Linked DNA regions of Homo sapiens: region 2 is linked to region 1. Evidence: chromatin loops called from intact Hi-C (ENCODE). Cell type or tissue: dorsolateral prefrontal cortex. All regions are shown on one strand. Each heading gives the region's core, and the rest is flanking DNA. Links, peaks and the distances in the headings are about the cores only.

The links. Peaks named below come from ENCODE experiments on the same cell type or tissue, not always from the same donor. Only the 100,000 strongest peaks of a DNase experiment are listed, where the experiment ranks them.
Region 2: a loop joins it to region 1, with 2.9 times the contacts of the local background. A loop is called at or near these places in 2 of 110 quality-filtered maps.

The regions. Positions count from the first base shown.
Region 1 is chr1:84,075,342-84,080,862 of GRCh38, forward strand. It overlaps a transcript of PRKACB not described here. Among named protein-coding and RNA genes, the nearest start is that of PRKACB, 66 kb to the right of the region's middle. RefSeq lists enhancers at 2,308-2,833, 2,989-3,038 and silencers at 2,409-2,798, 3,099-3,178. In dorsolateral prefrontal cortex, for the core only: CTCF peaks have their summits at 2,462 and 2,662; DNase peaks (open chromatin) are centred at 2,320, 2,650 and 3,370; H3K4me3 peaks cover 3,767 bases; H3K27ac peaks cover 2,449 bases.
Region 2 is chr1:83,909,888-83,914,897 of GRCh38, forward strand. TTLL7 (tubulin tyrosine ligase like 7) reads right to left here. Exons shown (of 21, transcript NM_024686.6): 15 at 1,278-1,476. Among named protein-coding and RNA genes, the nearest start is that of LINC01725, 51 kb to the left of the region's middle. In dorsolateral prefrontal cortex, for the core only: no CTCF peak of the experiment used is centred there; no DNase peak of the experiment used is centred there; H3K4me3 peaks cover 397 bases; H3K27ac peaks cover 2,824 bases.

The DNA of each region.
Region 1 (5,521 bases), core at 754-4,753:
CTGCAGAATACGGATTTAAAAACCTAATCTTAATGAGGATTAGATTATGTTTGTTTCAGAGTGAGAGCATATAATCTAGAGCTCTGCCTCTTACCACTTGAGTGACCTTGGCCAACTTACTTCACTTCTTTGAACCTTTGTTCTACTCATTTGTAAAATGGGGCTAACATAGTTATCTGGCTTATGTAGGTTTGCAGCTACCACTGGTATAATTTTCCCTTTTACACAGCGCTACATGTTCTCAGATTAGCAAAAATATTATATGGAAGGGGACTCAAAATCTTTTCTCTGAATGAGTCCCTTCTTACTGCATCTGCTTTCCTAGGGAAACAAAATTACACAGTTCCATCTCTGTTTGTGTCTAGGGTACAGCAGTCATTCGTGGCAAAGGATAGAAATTGCCCCATGAAACCTCCAATTATTCATGAATAACTGGACAGTTGAAATTTCTGCCCCCTCCAGAATGTTAAAAAACCAGTTCATAAAACATAGTCTTCTAGATGCTACATAAACAATGAATTCCTATAGAAAACTCTTCTAATAATGAAAAACAACTTGTTTGTAATTACAAATAAATGATTGTGCATGTTAACTAATTAAAAACTATTTACCAAACTATACTTTTAAAGTATAATCTTCCTTAAAGCAGAGCAAAAGCAAGCTAATATAAGAAGCAGAAAAAAGTGGTATACAGAAAAAAGAAAAATAGCAAGAAATTTAAATTGCTGATCACTTTTTCTCTATCATTAACAACTTATTTCCTTAACCAATAATAAAGTTAAATTGAGAAAGAAGGGGAGACAATTTGTAAAGCTGATTTTTTGCTTTACTTATTAGTTTTTCAGGTATAGTTATATTGTATCCATTTTCGTAATAGCTCTCAATTGTCTCCTTTGTAAATTAATGATTTACTAAGTAGATGGCTGCCCTCTTATTAGAGACCTAGAATTCAAAATTATGTTAAAGTGCCAAATTATGCACACAACCACTTTTATTATTAAAGAGGATTTATTTAAAAAGGTATACATTTAAAACTCATCCCAATGACAGTAGTATGAATATTCTGATACCAGAAAGATTCCCTCTAGAATACATAATATCAAAAGTTGTCTTTAATTTGGTATATATGTGGTTCAGTGCTATTCATTGAACTTTCTATGTATGTGGGGCAAAATATTACATCCACAACACAGAACCAAACGTGGTGATGACACTGTTGTGACACTGTTGCATGCTGACACAAAACCTCACAGCATCTAGTCCAAATCTTTGCTTCACTATTTTTATTTTATTTGAATTAACTGAAACCCAGAAAACAATATAATACATTTCCTTGGGACGTATACTCACTATGCGTCTATCTCTTCAACTCAATGGGATTTCAAATGGAGAGAAAGCAATTTACCACAACATCCACAAGTTTTTGTCAACATTATAGACAAAGGATCAGACTTTGGAGCCCAATTGCCAGGGTTCAAATCCTGCTTCCACCAGATAATAGCTGTGTAACCTTGGGTAAGTCACTTCTTTGTGCCTTAATTTGCTCCTAAAATGATGACAGTAAAACCACATCTCTCATAGGGTTCTTATGAGGAGCAAATGAGTTACTGCTTGTATAGAAGTTGTAATGCAGTATACATTACTAATAGAATTGGCAATAATAGGAAGTGTACTAAGAATCTTTTTATCGCTCCATCTTTTGTCAGTAATGAAAAATTTTTTAAAAGTCTGAGAAATTTCAAGTCAACAGGTATTCATAAAACACCTACTATGCCTGGTGCCTTGGGAACATAGAATAAATTGGGAAGTTACAGTCTATTTTGAATTTGGAATAAATGGAAAACACAGAGCAAAGTTCAATGGAACATGCAACAACAAAAATGCTAGAGTGCCACATAATTTACCTAAGTAAAGCTAACAGCAAAATCAAGTACTCTAAGATTTATATTAATAAAAACGCAACTAACAATTGGTAATGTATTTATTTTCAGATCTACACAGAAGTTGCTAAATACAATGCTGTACATCAACAGAAGTTCTGCAGAAATAGTAAAATTTTCCTTTATCTCCACCTGGGAAGTCTGAAAACATCATAGGGCTTGTGACTGGGGCCTAATAACCCCGAGGACAACGTGGTGGGCTGAGCGAATACCTCAATGTGCGAGAGAACGAAAAGCTCGAACCACGACCGTGCCTAGGGACCAGGCTTTTCCTGTGGCCGATGCGGGGCAGATGCAGACCCAGAGGCCACCCTTGCGCGCGATCTCCAACCCGACGGTGCGGCTCCTCTCGGACCTGGAGCTGTGGGGAGAAGGCAGCCTTTTAGTGAGGAGCCGCCGCGTGGCGGGACGCAAGGAAAACCACCCGAGCCGCTGAACAGTATTCCGCGACTGCACTCCAGGGCACCGGGACCGCCAGGGTGAGGAGGGACTCTGCGTTCTGCAAAGCTAGCGGTTCCCACTCCACCTCCCACTATCTCAGCGATGGGCACGCGAGCGCCAGCCCGGGCGACCGCGGGGGAAGAAGCGGTCCACGCCACCTCAGGCCCCCGCCCCAGGCTCTGCCAGCTGGGGGTCCACCGCCCGCCCCCGGGGTCCCGGGCCTGCGCGTCACTTCCGGCGCGCGCGCCCGCCTGCGAAGATACAGTCGGGCCAGGGCCTGGCCTGGGCGCGCGGCTGCCCGGGGGCGCGCAGAGAGGGCGGACCGCGCGAAGGGGGAGTGTCTGCCCGCCGCCGCCACTGCTGCTGCCACCGCCGTCGCCGCCGCCGCCGCCGCCGCCGCTGCTGCTGCCGGTGCTAAGGAGTTCGCTGGAGCCCTTTCCTCAGACCCGGCCCGGTCTTCGCGCCCGGACTCCTGGCGCCAGCGCTAGGCGCACTCACCGCTCTGACGGGTGCAGACGCGGGAGTTGTCCCAGACTGTGGAGTGGCGGGCACGGCCCCAGCCCCCCTTCCCTTCCCTGACCCCTTCTTGCCATCGCCCCAGACATGGGGAACGCGGCGACCGCCAAGAAAGGCAGCGAGGTGGAGAGCGGTGAGTTGAAGGCCGGGTCTGGGTATCCGCTGGGCGGGCCGGCGCGGGGCACCGAGCGCCCTCCGGGTCGCAGCTTCTGAGGCCGCGGGCACGGGCCAGGCCTAGCAGCGGCCGCCGGGAGTCGTTCTGGGGGGCCGGGAGACCAGCTGCCTTTCTCCTCCATTCCGACCCCCCAGCTCCGCGTTGAGAGCTGAACGCGAAGGGCCGGATGTGGGGATCCTGGGAAGAGCGTTCCCTGGGATTCCCTTTCTCACTCTAGCGAGGAGGACTTGCACACGTTCTGGAACACTTCCCCAAATATGGTCCGAGGAAAGAAGTCCCTAGTGCCATCCCACCCCTGCTTTCCCCCCTCGCCGACTCTTTGGGAGCTACAGGTAGTGCTGTGGGTAAGGTTGGCTCTTCTCCCTCCATCACTTGGGTCCGACCCAACCTTATCACAAGGCGGGGGCTGCTAGTCTGGCTCTACGCAAGTGAGGCTAATCCTGAGTGGACAACCCTGCCTTAGAGATCCTTCATCTCTTCAGATTAGGAATGGAAAACATAATGAGACCCAACAGCAACTTTATCCATTAGAGAAAAAAGCCAGGCAGGTTTGCCTTTTCTCTAGACATTCAAGGATCTGCTACCAATGCCTGTAAAACTTAAAGGTCATTCGGAGTTGAAGTGCTTCCAGAACACGGTTAATTTCTTCTGAGAGCGGAAGGTGCGGGTACTCCACACTTTACATCAAACAGTAAAAAATCATGAAAATGGAATTTCTGTATGGCGATAAGGTGTGTGTGTGTCTGTGTGTTTGTGTGTGCATGTATACACATGCATATATATGTGTGTATATATGTGTCAGAATGGTTGTGAAATAAAAGTTGGTTTGCCTTTGTAAAGTTCATATATTTTTATAATTCAGAATGTCCAAATAACAGATGGTATTTGTTATATCACCAGGAGTGAATGACATGTTAGCACTTAAAGTGGGCCTGGTGATTTTAGTTTGTGTAAATATTACTTGTAATGTTTTCATGGTTGTAACATAAGAATTAGGCTAATTTTATAACTTTGCATGAAGAAAATAGCTTTTTTCTGTATTAATAAAGTAGAATTCATTTAGAAGGATTTAGTCATTCATTTTGTTTAACATAAATATATCAGATTATGTGGTTTATGTTTCATCAGTAAGGTTTTGGTATTCATTTTCAGGAGCTTCAGAAAAGTTTGATGAGCTATTATATAAGCCAAGAACACACAGCATGTTATACGGAGATTTAAAGAAGCCAATGTAGAGGTAGAATGTATGTTATTTTATTATTATTTTTTGAGATGGAGTTTCGTTCTTGTCGCCCAGGCTGGAGTGCAATGGTGCAATCTTGGCTCACTGCAACCTCTGCCTCCCAGGTTCAAGGGATTCTCCTGCCTCAGCCTCCTGAGTAGCTGGGATTACAGGTGCCCACCACCACACCCGGCTAATTTTTGTATTTTTAGTAGAGACAGAGTTTCACCATGTTGGTCAGGCTGGTCTCGAACTCCTGACCTCAGGTAATCCACCCACCTCGGCCTCCCAAAGTGCTGGGATTACAGGCGTGAGCTACCGTGCGTGACCTATGTTGTCTTTTTAAAATTGCACAAATATAGTAACTAACTGTGCAGGAAGTATAAAGAATGCAAAAAGTATAAAGAATTATTTTTACCTGATATGTTGTCATTTTTTGTGTTAATTTAAAGCTCTATTAACTTAAAACATGCTAATTGTGTTACAAAAGAGTGTGCTTGGAGAATGATTATATTAGTAGTTTTCATTAGCAAGTGCTGACCTGTATAATGTTTATATTTTGGATAATGATAATAGACTCTTCTGTGACCTGTATATTTTTTATTAAGTTACCAAAACAATTCTCCCTTAGTATTAATTTGCAACTCATAGCTGTGAAATAACCTTGGAATATTTACTGAAAACAGAATGGAAACTTTAAATGTTTATCTGAACATATTTAAATTATTTCTATGGATAAATTCTTTTCTATGTTTTAAGTGTTAATGACAATCTAGTTCTTAAGTATGTTAGTCAGCTTTTTGTGTAACTTTATTTATGGAAACTGAAGGTCATTATAGTAGTTTAAAAAGCTGTTGTGAAGTGACCAAAAAAAATAGCATGTTATGTGTCATAGGGAAAATTATTTGAAATGTCACGTGTTGATTAATGTTTGTAATTTCATTTGGAGCAGTGTTATCAGGTATATGTTGCTGTTCTGTAGTGAACAAAGAAATTGTATTTTAAACTTAATGAAAGAACTCATCATTACGTACCTAAATGTTCTGTGTATTTTTTAAAGAATTATTCTTGAAAATTTGTTTTTCAAAACTTTTAGAAATATATGATGTTAGAGATCAGCCTGTACAATCATTCCCTTTCAAAGATCCTGACCTCCGAAGAAGCTGGAGTTGAGATCATACTGTTAGTAATAACAGAGTAAGGAATAGAGTCTGATGCCTGGACTCC
Region 2 (5,010 bases), core at 453-4,452, 170 kb before region 1:
CTAAAACCAACACAGAGCCATACTTACACAAAGACACACTGAAAGTATTTAAGGAATCCTTCAGAAAAAAGGAAGCAAATGATGAAATAGCTTACAAACTGTGTAACAGGTGCTCAATAAACATTTCTTAAATGAATAAGTAAATAAATAAATAAATGAAATGGAACACAATACATTAATTCCCCTCCAAAGACATAAACCCTGGAAGATATGAAGTAGTAGCACATTTCTTTAGAGAATAATGTATAAACAAAGACCATTCCTCTAAAAGCTTCATCTATTGGTTCTTTATTCCTCATGCATTTTGCCGTAAGTGTTTAAGGCCAGTTTTAAAATATCCACATTATCAGGGAAGTTAACATATTAAATACATTGCTGACGGTAAAAAGGGCTCACAATTGTGTTCACTGCATTATTGAGCTGGTTCCTTTAGTGGAACCCTAGGACAGTGGAGCACGAGGCAAATAGAAATATGAGAGACAAGTGTTCAGAAAAGTCCTGGACTGGAGGCAGCATCAGGAAGGGGTTTTCCAACTGAATCTAGGCAAACAGCAATCCCACACTGGACATTTGGGGATGAAAGAAAAATCACAGACACAATATTGCACATTTGGAATTGAAGAACAAACGAAAGAAGAGCCAAAGGAAGAGAGAGAGAATGTAAAAAGAAATACAGACAGAAGGAGAGAAAAGGAAGCAGAAACGGAAGGAGATGGAACAGCTGGTTGGCTGCTCTCCTAAGTAGTTCCTATGCATCATAAGCCCTGACTTAAGTACTCACCCGTGATGAAAATGGGAGGGAACAAAACTCCAACTATTTCACAATTATGTAACTTACAGATACATTCAAGTCAAATGCCTAGGGATATACATACTTTTTGAAAAATATATAATAAGTGATAGTATAAAACAAAGTGGGTGAAGGAAGTAGAGAGGCAGAAATTGAATGAGAGAGAATATATTGGCTTAAGAGACACATAATCATCAGATCAGCCATGAGGCACATTTTACAAAACCCAGGCAAAAATCTGGCACCTAACAAAAACGATGAAATATAGAATAGATCCTTAATCCAGCCCTTTCGTTTTCTATTTGCAGATCTTGAAAGGGCTTAATTAAGGGATGTGCCCGAGTCTGGTTAGGGAAGGAAGTGGGATGGAATCCAGGTCTCCTCACACACAACAGGGTTCATTTGGCCCAAGGACCTTTTACTGAGTTTAATAATTTCAGTTCCATAATTCTTTATATAACATCTAAATTAGAAGAAATTGACTTACTGGGTTGTTGAATTAATTTGTAGTGGTTGGAGGGTTTAAGATTATATGTAACTTGCTTTTCTCTTTTCTTATTTTGGTACTCTTCTTTTTCATTTTCGTCAGATTCTGAAGAGCTGCTGCTACTATCATAACTGCTGTCACTGCTGCAGTACTTTGGTCTTTTCATTATCTCAGTACTCTCAGGCATAGAACACAGAGGCTAAAAAAGATGGAAATGTGTTATTTTGTTAGAATTCTTAAAAAAGGTTTATTGATATGATTAGTTACTATTTTTAATTTCCCCCTATGCTTGCTGCTTTTTACTGAAGGTTGAGAATCCCCCCAAATACTATTGCTGCCATGCTGCTTAGCCTACAGTGCTATGCATTGATTGTTGTTTCTGCAAAATATTCTTTCTTAAATGATATAGTCATGATGAGGAATATGTTGTTCCTACATGATTGGAATAAAGGGCCAGAGTATCCATAAACAAAGAATAACAAAATAAAGGGAAAATATTTGAGATAAAAATATAAAAATAAGAAATATAATCAGCTTTTTTCATTCCATAAGAGATTACTCATCAAGACTCAGAGATCTACCTTTGTCTTATCATTAACGTTCAGAGTTACTCAATAAATGTGTATGCATGTGCACGTGCAAGTGCATCTGTGTGTGTATGTGTGTGGTGTGTGTGTGTCTGTGTTTGTGTGTGTGAGGGGGTGGGAGGAGAAAGAGAGACAAAAAGGATAAAGAGAATAAGAATACTAAAACATTGCCTGTGAGCCTATCCATTCAGACAATGTGCAGGAAGAAGTTAGGTATCCCTTACAAGACTAACTGGCTGTGGATATTTATAAAAATAAAATTTTTAGTTAACTGTCCATTTTCCAAACTGCTCAAGAACAACTGATGTCTTTTCTCAGAGTATTCCTAACTCTGGCACGTAGCTTCTGGCCATAATAGAGTGACATAACTTTTCATTGCCCATGCTACATTTTAAAAATTAATAATATAATATGAAGATCAGTATGGGTAAATTTTCATGGAGGAAGGATAAATTTCTCTAATAGAGAATGGAAGATCTGTAAAGACTGAAAATGCCATGCTGTTACGTGTTACCATCCCTATTAGAATCACTTGTTTCTAGTCCTCCCAATCAATGTGTTTCCAATGATGCCAGCTGAAGGAATGGAAGGAAAGGGACGTGGGACAGCTTCACATCAGAAAGAATGTGCATAACCAAGAACAAGACAGTTTTATAACTCAGTCATTCTAAGAGACTATTTATTACACACACCATATGCCTCCTATTCCTGATGGGAGAGGTTCCTTCAGTTGTATACTAGTTGCTTGTTTTCTGTTAAATCAAACAAAAATGTTTTGATGTTAGCATACACTATAATGAAATCCTTGGATAGCATGGGGATTTCACTGAAAGAAGGTATACCCTCTAGTGTAACAGTGTAGAATAAAAATAAAGACAGAAATAGCATTTCATGAAGTGCCTGGAATACAGAGTGAGCCAAAAAGCATGATCTTCTTAAATTTACAGTCTTTGCAAAGGATGAAAAATAACCAAAGCAGGAAAGTAGTTTAATTCACTAAGGTACCAACTTGTGTTTAAAAGCATGTGCTCCTTCTGATGGTCTAATATTTACTAAGTACTGACAATGTTCAAAGAGATATGCATAAAAACATTTACCAGTAACACAATCATCAAACATTTTGACAATCTTGGGGAATATGAATTCTAGAGGAAGGTTGTTTCCTCAGAAGTTTAGCATACCCAGAAGAAAGAGTGGCACAATCAGGCTTGCTAGTAGTGCCTTCCTTCATGTAGCAAACAGCTTTAAGTGTTCTTAAAGAGCTTGACTACATAATGAGTTATTCGACCCTATAAAGAATCACAAGGGGAAACGTACAGCTGAGCCTTTGTGTCTTATATGCACTTGGGACTTTTTGACCAACACACTGTTCAAGCAATAATTAACTAGCAGTCACAGCAACATAAACTCTAAATAGTGTCTTAACTACAAAATGGAATTTGTAAACTGGCATTGAGTTATGGCACAACCATACTACTTATTTTTTATGTCCAATTTTATTATGAAGTAGGCTATATATAAAAAATGTATAAATATATGAAGAATAAACACCCACATGCCTATCACCCAGCTTAATAAAAAGAACATTGCTAATATTTTACTGCAATTACTTTTGCACCAACCTAATACTTCATGTGATATTTATTATTTATGTAGCTAATGTTTCTTAGATTCTCAAATTGGTGGAAAGCTATTATTTCTCCTACTACAAGTACCAGTTTTATTTAACTTTGATTATCTCCAATTATTCTTCTACCAGTAAAGACACTGGAAATCAATGTTGGGTGTGTGATACCATCCCTCTAAAAAGGAACGGCTGTTTTGAAGTTTTGCTCACTTTGAACCCTTGGTAAACAACATAAAATTAAAAGTTATAAAGATTCTTCTACTTCAGACTGATTATGCAGACTTCAACAACTTTGAAATATAGCTGGCTTTAACAACTACAGGAAATATCTAGTTCATTTCAACAAATACATTGTTAGTTTCCACTACTTGCCTAGAATGAAAGGGACTGAACAAATCAGACAAAGTGAATTCTTCTTCCTCCCAAGAGGTTATAGTTTTGTTTGGATGACAAGCCTTATATAAATGAAACCCAGGAAAATATAAGACAATATAAAGCTGTCTCAAGGCTTCTGCATTTGCCATTCTGCCAGAAACATTGTGCCTCCAGGATATCTCATGTCTGGTTTGCTGAATAGCAATAATTAATATACAAAGCTTAGAAACTTCCCAGTGTTTCCCAAAGTGATGCCATGACTCATGCAAGTATTCACTTTTACAGATACTCTAAAATATATTTCTTCCAAAGGAAGTATCAATGACATATTCTACAATGCCTCAATATAGAGCACATAATTCAGAACAGTCTCTGATATCCAAGATCTCCACCAGATAAGTATCTTATCTCTTAACCAGGCTCACCTGTATCATTTCACTATCCAAGAACCTTCCACTTGAGTCATACCAAACTTTTCATGTTTCTACAACATCCTATACAGTATCATAACTCCATATCTTTGCCTTTAATGTTCCGTCTACCCTAAATGTTCTTCCACCTCTCTCTCTCTTTTTTTTTTTTTTTTTTTTTTTTTGTGAGACAGAGTCTTGCTCTGTCGCCAAGCCAGAGTGCAGTGGCGCGATCTTGGCTCATTGCAACCTCTGCCTCCCACGTTCAAGCAATTCTCCTGCTTCAGCCTCCCGAGTAGCTGGGACTACAGGCGCATGCCACCACACCCAGCTAATTTTTGTATTTTTAGTAGAGACGGGGTTTCACCATGTTGGCCAGGATTGTCTCAATCTCTTGACCTCGTGATCCGCCTGCCTTGGCCTCCCAAAGTGCTGGGATTAGAGGCGTGAGCCACCGTGCTCTGCCTCTTCCACCTCTCTTAATGCTTAGAGCACTACTCATTTTTCAAGATCCAGTTCTAATAGCACTACCTTTCTGAAGCCATCCACATGCTACCAATCCCTTTCTTCTCTATGGGGCTGTAGCACTTTACACTCCCTTTATTATAGTACTTGCCACATTACTCCCTGGTTTTTTATTTACCTGTCTGCTCTTCTACTAGCCAATGAGGTTCTTATGCATATATTTAACAAATTGAACTAATGGATTTTGAGAACCTACTGTGTGTCACACA